2 separate regions of the Mus musculus genome follow, and region 2 is linked to region 1. Evidence: chromatin loops called from intact Hi-C (ENCODE). Cell type or tissue: left cerebral cortex. All regions are shown on one strand. Each heading gives the region's core, and the rest is flanking DNA. Links, peaks and the distances in the headings are about the cores only.

Evidence for each region. Peaks named below come from ENCODE experiments on the same cell type or tissue, not always from the same donor. Only the 100,000 strongest peaks of a DNase experiment are listed, where the experiment ranks them.
Region 2: a loop joins it to region 1, with 3.0 times the contacts of the local background. A loop is called at or near these places in 3 of 42 quality-filtered maps.

What each region holds. Positions count from the first base shown.
Region 1 is chr15:72,546,173-72,552,104 of GRCm38, forward strand. Kcnk9 (potassium channel, subfamily K, member 9) reads right to left here and starts at 1,527. Exons shown (of 2, transcript NM_001033876.2): 1 at 1-1,527. The coding sequence starts at 107. In left cerebral cortex, for the core only: a CTCF peak has its summit at 3,399 (motif pointing right); DNase peaks (open chromatin) are centred at 2,188, 2,988 and 3,439; H3K4me3 peaks cover 13 bases.
Region 2 is chr15:72,080,696-72,086,627 of GRCm38, forward strand. It overlaps a transcript of Col22a1 not described here. Among named protein-coding and RNA genes, the nearest start is that of Col22a1, 49 kb to the left of the region's middle. In left cerebral cortex, for the core only: a CTCF peak has its summit at 3,129 (motif pointing right); a DNase peak (open chromatin) is centred at 3,150.

The DNA.
Region 1 (5,932 bases), core at 2,040-4,539:
CGCATCTCATGGTCCGACTCGAGGGCGTCGAACACCGCGGCACCGACCAGCAGGTAGGTGAAGGTACAGGCGATCAAGGACAGGGTACGCACGTTCTGCCGCTTCATGGCCGCGAAGAAGGAGATGCTAAAGGGAAGTTGGACCAGACCACGAGAATCCCAATGCAGCGCGGCGCTGACCAAGCCTCCTCTACGATGGAGTCGAAGTTGCAAGCGGTGGTAGCAGCAGATGCCACAGCTGATGTTGGAAATTTCGGTCTCCTCTTGGGCATCATCACTTTCACGAACTTCACCACCACCTGAAGGCTGAGGGGTCTCCCCGGGTGCCGCGGGCTCCTGGGACTCAACGACCTCACCGGGCTCCCCGGACTCTGCGGATTCTGCGGGACCAGCGGACGCCCCGGGCTCGGCAGGCTCGGCTTCCTCTGCGGGCGCAGCGGGTTCCGCGGGCGCAGCGGGTTCCGCGGGCGCAGCGGGTTCCGCCGGCTCAGCGGGTTCCGCGGGCTCAGCGGGTTCCGCGGGCTCAGCGGGTTCCGCGGGCGCAGCGGGTTCCGCGGGCGCAGCGGGTTCCGTGGGCGCAGCGGGTTCCGCCGGCGCAGCGGGTTCCGCGGGCACAGCGGGCTCTTCGGGAGCACCCAGTGCAACGGATTCCGCGTACACAGGGGGGTCCGCGGGCGTGGTGATCACCACCGGGGCGCGCGAAATGGTGGACATGTTGATGACATTGCTTTGGCGCGGAGGCCAGCGATCCTGAACCCGGGACACCCTATGCCAGGCCTGGGTCAAGCGGTTTGCCCCAGTGCGGATGGTTGTGCGGATGGATGGCCCAAGCTCGTTCCGCGCGGGCTGTCTGGTCCTGGGCACCTCGCCCCTCGAGCCTGCGGGCTCGGTTGGGGCAGGATCGGTAGCCGGGACAGAGGGAGACCCGGGGAGGGGTTCCCCATCCCTGATGCGTTCCCCGGCTAGCGGGGCCCAGCTAATCGCCTCCAGTGTGGCGGTTGCCCCGCGGGGACCTGCTTCTCCCTCTAGCTTTCTTCACCCCCTTTGGGTTGGGGGAAATAGAAAGTTTGCTAAGTGAAGGAGTCTCTAGAATCCCTGCAAGCAGGGATAAAGTCTATCTAGCAGGGGCAACGGGCGAGGAAACCCGATGCCCCAAGATCCGAAAGCCCCGTGCCCACCTGGGCGCGCGGGGCACGCGGGGTGCCCGCCGCGCGACAGCCGATCTGCGAAGTTTGTTCTGCTCAGCCTCTGAAGCTCAGGAACACGACGAAGCCCAAGACAGGAGCCGCGACGGAGCTACCTCGGGGACGAAGAGGGAACTGCGCGGCAGCGGCCGGCCAGCCAGCTCCTCGCCGGGTGGCGGGCGAGGTGGCGGCGGCGGCGGGAGGGGTCCCGCAGCCCTGGAGGAACTGAAGGGTAGGGATGGGGACAGGCAAAGGCGCATCAGCTGCCCGAGGATCCTAAGACTCTGGCGTCCAGGAGTCCAGAGAGGCAGCCGCCGCTCTGGTCTGCCTGAGGCGCTGTGCGTGCGCGCCGGAGGGAGCCCGAGTGTATGTATTCGCGGGTGTGCGTGCGCGCGTGTTTGCGTTTGACGGCCCCGCTCCGGCGGGAGGGAGGGGGGCAGGCTACTCCGAGGACCGGCTTCCCTCCCTCCTCTCTTTTCTCCCTCCCTCCCTCCCTCCTGCAGCCTCTGGGTCGCGCCACCTCCCGCCTGGTCCCCAGCCAGCTGGTGAGGCGGCAGTGGCAGCTCCTGCAGCAGACCTGGTACTGCGCAGGGTGCACATGAAGGAGCCCAGGAGTGATGGCCAGAGAGAGAGAAAAGGAAAGGGGTTGAACTAGGTGCTGCTAGGGTTCGGGGATGGGAGGCCAGCTGCTAGAGGGTTTGAGATGGGGATGAAGTGGCTTCCTTCTGAAAAAGTACTGCTCCCCTAAGAGCGCACCCAACCTTGGCAAAGTGAAGAGAGAGTTTGAGGGCCCTGCAGCTGGGGATGAAAAACGAATTTGACCAGTGGAGACAGATTAACCTTTTATGGGGGAAAACAACAACAACAACAAAAACCGGGAGAGTTGGAAATAGAAAAGGAAGGGGCTATGAGCCCTGGAGAGTGCAACAGCAGTGGCCACACGCTCCCCCTTGTAACACACACACACACACACACACACACACACACACACACACGTCCAGCTGCAGCAGCCACCTGGCTCAGCAGCGCCCTACTGGATACTGCCTTCTAGATTGTTGGGGTTTTGACAGCCACCTTAGTTCGGATAGTGGCTGTGTCCCGGGTGGTCTTGCACCTGCTACCCCCCTTCCCCGCTACTTTTCCCTAGAGATCTCGCAGACCACCACTTTTAAGAGTTACACCTCAAGAAAGGATGGACAGGAATTCTCATTTCCCCTCTCCAGCAGTAGCCTCCCCGCCCCCACCCCCCATCCCCACTTCCCCCAGTGCGCGCGCTTCTTCACTGTTCATTTCTTGATTCCTCTGCTGAGGAGCAGAGTGCAGGAACTTCCCCCCCCCCCGCGCGCGCTCCCCCGGCGAGGCACCCTCCAGGTTAAGGCTTGGAAATAGAACAGGAGGATCTGGCCAGGGAGCTACTAGCCTTTGAGTTTAAGGAAGAAGCCAGGATTCCTGTTTAGGTCTTCTGGGTTCCCCACCCACCCATCCTCTTTAGGTTGCCCAGAGGTTTTCTTGCTCACAAAGCTCCCCTAGAGCAGTGCTGCTGCGGACTGGGACAGACAGAATCACGCTTTTGAGACCCCGGGCTTTGGTTTCCTCGACCAGGCTATCTTCTCTGTCCCTAGCCATGGACGCTGATGAAGAGATCTGGTGACCACCAAGCAACAGCTAAAAGGCGGGAGCTAGAAGCTGTCCATGGAGATAGGAGCAGCCTGTGAATCGTCCCCAGCTGTTGAAAGAGTTCGGAGACTTAGAAACCCTGTGTTCTTCAGCTTCCTAGACCATGCCCCAGCCTCTGTCTACCCAGACGCATAGCCCGATGGACTAGGGGCTTCATGTATGCTCCCAGGTAAAATTTAAAGGATCATGAGTGCACCACAGGGCAGGGGCATCGGGCGCTGTGAGCTATTCCTGAACAGTCAAGTCTCCGTGTGGTCTTCCTGGTACCCGGATGGGGAGCTCCACCTGATCAGGTGCGCTCCCCAAAATTCATTTTGGAAGCCAAGGCCCCCGTGCTTTGCAAGGGAGCCTGGCTGCGGAGTGAGTCACCACAAGCGAGCAACAAAGATTCCCAGCAGCTGGTAATTAATTGAGTCGTGGCTCAGCCTACGACGGAACCCCAGTCAGGCCTCCCGCTGCTCTGGCAGCGGTGGCACCCTGAGTCATGGCCTGACCGTCGGGCCAGCAAGAGGTCCGATAGGGCTTGTGCGTCTCGGCGCCACCAGGGGGCGCTAGACTCCGACCCACAGATCTGCCCACGTTTGAGCCAACCAGACTGCAGCGAGGTCCAAGCTGTCCCCAAAGACAAGTGCAGGAGCTGTGGGGGATGGGCTGAGCTCTGATGACTGGAGTCCAGGCTTTGCTCAGAGAAGCTCCAGTTCCACACAGCGTTTTGGAAAGACGGAAAGGCACTTCAGTTTGTTTTATAGGTGAAGGAAAGGCCTCCTGTCCAAGACCACAGAATTACTCCCATCTAGAACCCATTGTCCCCGGGCTTCTTTCCAGAGTTTCCTCCAGGATTCCAGTTTCTTGTCCACATCGCACAACCCAGTTTTTGAATGTCTTTTGACTCCTTGGAGAGGAGCCTGGGTCCTGACTATTCGGCCTGCATCCCTAGTCCCCATTCTCTTGGGAAAGATGCTCAGTTCCCACTCCAGGATGATGCTCAGTGAGTGCTTGCTAGGATGGTGGCAACAAACACACACACACACACACACACACACACACACACACACACACACCAGGGGTAGTTCTGGGAGTTTCACCTCCGAGGGTTACGTGCTGAACCCACGGATTTTTTTTTAATGCTCAAAAAAAACCCCAAAAAACAGTACAGTGTTTTTGTCTGTTGGATAATTGCCAATTAAGCTCAGAAATTCTTCCTGTCTTTGTCTTTTGTCTGGCATGGGCTCCCCTGTCCACCTTTGAGTCAATGACAGCTCTCCCCCCCCCCCCCCGTAGTGCTGCAGGTTCGTAGGTGTAACCCTGGGGCATCTTGACTAGACTTGGGCATGAGTAAGAGGTTTAAGGAGGAGCAGAGACAAGAAGAGAAAGGCTTTGAGGGCATCAATACAGGGCACAGCTGTGGCCAGTGAGTGGGCTCACAGCCTCTCTGTGCCCCTTTGGGAGTCAGTCCCTAGACCTCCCTTCCACTTTGGCTCTCTCTTTAATAAAAGCAGATGCATCTTATTAGCTAATAAAACACATCCTGGTTTTATAACTCTGCCGCCTACTTGTTTGTTCTGTTCTGTACACACATGTCTGCAACCCTTCCTCCAGCCCTTTCACCAGAGAGGGCATATCCTAGCCCCACAATGCATGAGGACAGAACTCCCAAGCCAGTACTTCTTCATACACACACACCCCACTGTGTGTCTAACCACAGGGGTTGCTGCTGAAGGGACTGAAGGAGGAAGGGAGAGAGAGAGAGGAAGGGAGGAAGGAGGGAGGGAGGGAGGGAGGGAGGGAGGGAGGGAGGGAGGGAACCAAGAGAGGGAAGTACAGCACTCTGTGCCAATTATCCCAGGCTGGTGCCACTGCTAGCCCAGGGCAATTTCTTTTGGCTGAGAAGAAGCCAGCACTGTCAGAGGCTCCCTGGACATCATGAATCGTTGGGAGTGCCAAATGCATTGTCGCATTCATATCTCCCTCTCTGAATGCAGGCAGAGGGCACAGAACTATCCCCACGTTCTGCAGGTGAAGCTGAGTTCTCTCATAGCCCCAGCTGGAAGTGGAAGCTTCCTACCAGGGAGCCCTGGATGGTTAATACTGATTGTCAACTTGATAGAATCTAGAATGGGCTAGCCTTTGGGCACAGCTCGGAGGGATCAGCTACAGTAGGTTGATTGATGTAGGAAGACCCACCTTAACTGTGAACAGCAGCTTTCTTTGGGCTGGAGTCCTGGACTGACTAAAAGGGAGAAAATGAGCTGGGCACTAGTGCTTACTCTCTGCTTCCTGCCTGTGGATGTAATATGACCAGCTACCTCTAGCTCCTGCCATTATGCTGTCCTTGTAATGATGAGCTATCTACCCTGAAAGGGGGGGTCAAAAGAAGCCTTTCCTTTCTCAAGTTGCTTTGTCTCCGAGTATTTTAGAATGACAACAGGAAAAGTGGCCAATAGAAGCCCCCTAAACAGGAGCTCCCTCCAGCCTTAGACATGCTCCAAAGCCATGCAATCGGCGCAGTGGGTAGTCTGCCTTCATTTCAACCTTCCAGCCCTGTCAGATTCCAAGAAAAGCACCCCAATGTGGGGCAGAAAGCTTACCCAGCGTTTCCCAAACAATTCATATGTGAGTGAGTGTGTTCTGTGGGTACCCCATTTCACCAACACTGAATTAAGCAGAGGAGAATATGGGTCTTCTGAAAGGCTTTGGTCTGCTAACAAGGATTCTCTCTCTCTCTCTCTCTCTCTCTCTCTCTCTCACACACACACACAGACACACACACACACACACACACACACACACACACTAATACTAGTACTATTATGGGGGACTCCCAAACTCACTCAAGGATGGAACTACCTGTGGGTGAAGCAGCATCAGGTCCCAGAAAGCCATTTCAAAAGCCACTGCTCCAGGCTAAAGGCATGCAAGGAAATGAGCAGTCTTGGTTCTAGAGACTAATTTAGACTCTCTTTTGACTTGAACCAGCTCCGTAGCACAGTCTGGAGCATCTATTGAGTACCAGGGTCTGGCAGATTCCCTCTTCCTGGTGACCCACCTGCAGCTGAACATGCCCGCTCTCTG
Region 2 (5,932 bases), core at 2,083-4,582, 470 kb before region 1:
GTGATACCCCCCCCCCCGCCCCATCCCTCCTCTCTCATTGCTCTCTGTCTGATGAGAGAAGCAAGTCCTGGAGAAAAAGCCTTGGTCCTGATGCCTCTTGTGACCCCATCCTGCTTCGGGCAGCCCAGCTGGTACTCTATAAAAGGAAGCAGGAAAGAAAGAAGGAAAATAGGAAATGGTAAAAAGGAGAAAAGAACACCAGAAATAAGTGGAGGAGCTGAAGATACAGTTCAGCAGCTAAGAGTGCTACTCACTCATGGGACCCGAGTTCTTTTCCTGGCACCCATGTCCTGCAGCTCAGACCTACTTGTAACTCCAGCTCCTAGAGGAATCAAAATCCGCTGGCTCCAATAGCACCAGCGTTCATTTGCATACACATAGTTAAATAGCCATGTTCCTAAGCATTACAGAACCTAGAGAACCTGAGCTGGATCTGTCCTAATACTCCATCCCTGGGGACCAGTAACCATGGCACCACAAGGCTCCATGCCAGCTTCCAAAGGAGGGAGGCAGCCAATAGTCCTTCCCAGCTACAACCCCTACGGAGCCACTTACATACTTTGAAGGGTAAAAGACATAACACTTTGTAAACATCACTGCCCAATGGACCCAAGAGTATTAGAAAATAGCAGTTCTTATTCAACATGGGCACCTATGCTGAGGTAGGTATGTGTTAATTCATTATAAAGAACATTTACTTCAGACGTTCAGAAAGCTGCTTCCTATTGAGTCGTGTGTGGGTTTAGTTTAATTTTCCTTTATTTTTTCTCTGACTATCAATCCCAGTACTGCCTTAACATTTTGAAGGTTAAAAAAAAAGGAAAAAAAGAGAAGAAAAAAAATGAAGATGAGAATGAGACTCAGGGATTTGTCTAGAGTTCAGGAGTCTCGAAGGGCAGCCCTGAAACCTTAGCTCTCAGATCCTATTAGGGTAAGGTCCATCATTCACACTGTAGGGTGTCTGTACGAGTCCTTCTTCCCTAAGCCAGTCTGCTATAGTCACACAGCCTGAAACCTGTGTGATTCTTCAAACTTCATACAGTGGAGTACCTGAGGTTGGAGCTGTGTATGAGGGGGTCCAATGTTATGTAATCAAATCTTAGTGACACAGGTATGAATACTGAAACTGTTGGACAAGGTATATGAGGGTGGCAGGGCTGGCAAGGGAAATAATCTCGGAGGGGAGGTGGTCACTCAAAGAGGCTACTTTCCCACCCCACAGACACAGGAAATGGAGAAATTGACTTGAGTCCAAGGTGGCCAGGAGCCTGTGGCAACCAAACGTCTTTCCAGAACCTCCCTGAAACATTTCCCCATCATCTAAAATCCATCTCCTCCTCATGGGCTGCACATGACTGACTAGGCAGTGTGCACAAGCGGTGATGTGTCAAAAGTACACTAAGTTCCCCTTATGGCCAGATTGTAGTCTGACAGTCACTCTACCTCATGCATGTTTTCTTTCATATGTAAAGAGCCAGCTTTTACAAAGAGACCTAAAAGTCGATTGGGGACTATTTGGGAAAGGTATAATGGATGGATTAAGGGGAGGGTGCAATAAGAATGGAGATGAGATGACCAGTGAGCATTATGGAAATGTTAGACTCATACTGTTGTACAGTTACTATGCACTATTGAATAAATAATCTAAAAACAACACACAGAGAAGGGGAGCGGAGGGAGGGGGGAGGAAGAGGGAAGTTGGGAGGAGAGAAAGAAAGCAAGAGAAAGAATGAGGAACCAGAGAGCAGCAGAGAGCTGGATCCTGGATCTGGGGCCTGGATTCTGCTCCTGGTACTGATGTGTGGGAGGCAACCTCAATGCTGAAATGAGAGATAGTTCTGGAGTTCAAAGAGACAGTCGTGAGGTCCTTGAATGCAGATCATCTTTCATCTCCATTTCCAGGTGCCAACAGCTTTGCTGGAGGTGAGGGGTTTTGTTTTTTTGTTTTTGTTTTTGTTTATTCGTCATTTAACCTGGGTCTCTGGGACTGGCTGCGGGAGTTAAGTTGTCAGGCACACCTGCCGCCAGGTGCCGCCAGGCACCTCCAGGTCAGGGGACCATGAAGACAAGTGCAGGAGCCTTCTTTGGTCTGCATTTACTGTCCATCCTTTATTCACTAGGCTTCTCTTCCTTTGGGGATTTGATCCCTTCCCCAACCAGTGTCTAGCACTTTGAGCATCAGCTCTTCTACCAACAATGAAGACTTCACAGGTGAGCCACTTCTCAAGTGAAAGGATGTTAACACAGGGATATTTGTGGTTTCCTTTCCTTTCTTTGTGTTGCTTGGTGCCCTCCTTAACATTTGGCCCTTTTTTTTCTCTCCAGCTGAAACAGAGGACAAACCAGTGGCCCATGTTGGGATTCTGTCTAAGCTCCACCCCACAGTTACCTGGCAACAGCCAGGTAGGTCTGGCCCACTCTAAGAGTGTCTGTTTGCCCCCTCCTCTCTCTCTTGTTCTCTTACTCTCTTGCCTCTTGCCCCCTTGTTCCCCCCCTCTCCATTCCCTTCCCCCCTCTCTCCCCGTGGTCATGGCTGGCCTCTACTTCTCTTTCCTTCTCTCTGCCTCTACTACTCTCTTAACTCCCCTCCCCATGTCCTAAATAAACTCTATTCTATGCTATACCATAGTGTGGCTGGTCTCTCAGGGGGAAGAATGCCTTGGCATGGGCTGGCTAAGGCACCCCTTTCTCCCACACCTCACCACACCCCCATAGAACATATCTTATTATTTCTTTATCTTTTTATGATCACAACAGCCCAGCAGTTCTTAAACAGCACAGTGAAGTGTTGATTTAATCCGTCTTTAATATGGAGAGATGTTTAGAAAATGACATTTTCGGTGGCCAGTCTCATATGAGGAGAGAGTTGGCATCTATCAGATCCCTGTTTGGGCTTTTTGTTGAGTGTACTTTCCCTATGCTGGGCTACAACCTGGGTTAGCTGGGGGACTCGCTTAAGCATCTGCCACGAGGAGATGGAAATCAAGTCTGGAAAATGCTACACTAAACTAAACTGCATTAAGAGAGACCTCTGCAAAACAAGATCCATGGAAACTGAGACCGACATTTGGGGGAGGAAGACAATCTGTCAGGTTCTTTCCCCCCTCATAGCTCATGCTGAACAGCAGGGGGCAGCAAAGAACTTCCTATGTGCTCCGCTCACCCCTGCAGTGTGGCAATACTGAGCCTGTGCAGGGATCACCTGGGGAGGAACTTTCTGGAATGAAAACAGGCATCAGCCGCAGTGTCTGAGGCTGGCCAGGAAGGCAGAATGAAGATAATGAAGGATGACTGTCATCTTGCTTAGAGACAGTTTTAGCTGGGAAAACAGCTTGTATTTGCTTGGGAAGCTGACTTTAGTGTCTGTAAATTCAGATGTAAAGGACACAGAAGTGTGAGACTTAGGAGAGAGGATGGTCTTCATCCCATTGCCAGAGGCCCACAGCTCGGCCTCTGACTGCAACTTAATATATAAGATGAGAGGGATAATGGTACCTAAGACTGTCCTGGTAGATTCGTCCACATAAAGCCGGAATAGCACTGACTGTGTGCTTAGCTGTTGATTGATTGCTAACTATTATTGATAACTGCTTTATAATTGGTGCTTGGTGTAGGTGGTGGGTGATATGTTGGCTATAAGGAGGTGGAACCATCACAGAGACCAGGAGGCATAGAGAAAGGATAGAAGGGTACCTGATATGCAGTGGGGCTCCTCCAGAGGCCTCACTGTGCAAGTGAGACTGGGAAGCTACCTATGAATAGGTAGCAGGGAACTTAGTTGCTGGGCTATGATGCATTATATAGAGTGGTGGCCCAATGCACCACTAATCTGGGTTGAAAAGGCTCATGCCATAACCACAGGGTACCTGAACCTAAAGGAAATTATGTTGGTGGTGGGAGGGAGGAACAAATGGGCAGGAATAAGGACCACAGGTGAAGGTAGTAGCTTAGAGCTAAGACAAGCATCTAAGTACAGAGCTGCACAGGAGTCAGAAACAGTAGGGTGGAAGGAGAGGTGTTAGTGATATCCTCAGGACATTAGTAAAGGCTCAGAATCCAGGGGCCTGTAGGAAAAGGCTGAGGGCAGTCAAGAAAGACCAACCATAGACAGTGCAGTTGACCCTCAAGCTGAGTCCATAGTTTTAAAGGCATCGGATACAAACCTCAGGTTTGTTTATAAGTAGACACTGAGAACAAGTAAATACTCATTAATTATGGCAGCTGCTGGACCCTGAACACTGAATTGTCCGGCATTGTTCTGAGCACACGATTGGCCTGTATCATCTCCCTTTCCTCTTTCTCTTATAGGAGGTCAATGAGGCAAGCATCTGTGATGGCCCCCATTTGCTTTGATCTCTGAGGGCTCATGTGGCAGCCATAGGCTTGATCTTCTTGATTGTGTGTCTAAGACTGAGGCGATGAGAGCTGGTGAAGTTGTGACATAGTAGGCATGATCTGGAAGGGATTAGCAATGTGTTTTCCCAACTGATTTTTATAAAGTTAGCCCTCCTACACAGCAGGCCCTTCTGCACATGGTGGCTTCCCTTTCCGTCTCTCAAATCATGATCCAATGAAGGGTCCCTCATTACAGAGTAATCTACTATGAATCTACTCTACCTATGACTTTTGAGTATACAGAACTATGAACTAAATAGCCACCTTCACTAAAGTATGAAGGCTCAGGAATTATGTAATGATAACATAAAACGCAACGACAGAGGGAGCAGGAACACAGAGTGTTTAAGAGGTATATTCCAAGTTCATGGCTGAGAAGGTGTCAAACTGCAGTGGTATCTTCCAAGATGAGCATCCAGGACTTTGATTTAGAACAGTGGGTTTTACTGAGGTGTGCAGGGCAGACTAAAGGAGAGTAGAGATTAGACAGGGAGGGCAGAGGGCTGAGGGCTGAGGGCTGAGGGCCTGGCAAGAAGAGATGGAGGTTTGCTTGGTTATGAAATAAAAGAGATAGTCTCTCTTGGAGAGGAATCTATTCTATTCGACGTGATGAGATTTGTTCGGCTGTTTCAATGAATAAGGTGCACTACTTGATGAGAGACATGAATCGTGAAGGTCAGGTTGTAATGTGTGCCTGGTTATGTTAGATGTCTGTGTAGCTGCAGCCTGGGCTAGTAACACTCCCAGAGGAGCTGAGAGTCTTTGGGGCACTGTGCTGAGAGGTGAAGAGAAATTCACATTTTACCACCTGCTCTTATGTACCATCTGAACATTTTCTTTTTCCTGGATATGCATCTCTACCCTTGTAATCTGTAGTATTTAAAACACAGAATAGCACAGAGAAAAATAGCTGTGTGTGGTGGTGCATGCCTGCGATCCCACCCAGCACTGGAAAGAGACTACAAATTCAAATTCTGAACTAGAGAGTGAAACCCTATCGTATTAAGATTAACAACAACAACAACGTAATAATAATACAAAGTGTGTTAATGAGTTTCCGTGCTTATTATTCTGTGGCCATATTATTGCTGTTTGTCAGTACACTGGGATGTTTAATCTCACCATCAACCTGATGAGATTTAGGATCACCATAGTCATGTCTGTGAATCTCATCTAGATTAGATTCATTAAAGAAGAAAGACCTACGGTACTTGTGGATGGCAGTATTCCACGGGCGTGAGTCCTCTAATATGTACAAAGGAGATAACAAGCTAGACCCTGACACTAGTCTCTTCCTACTCCCTACCATGTAACCAGCTGCCTCATGTTCCTGAACCTATGACCTTCCTGCCCTGAAGGGCTGTGGCCTCAAACCGTGGGTTAAAATAAACACTTCCCTAAGTTGGTTTTTGTTTAGGGATCTAGATGCCTGACAGCAATAAGAAACATACTAGGTGTCCCCAGAGAGAAAGCCTTGGCCGACAGATGGTGACCCCTCTGAGCCCAACCTCAAGCTCATTCTCATATCTTCCTACCT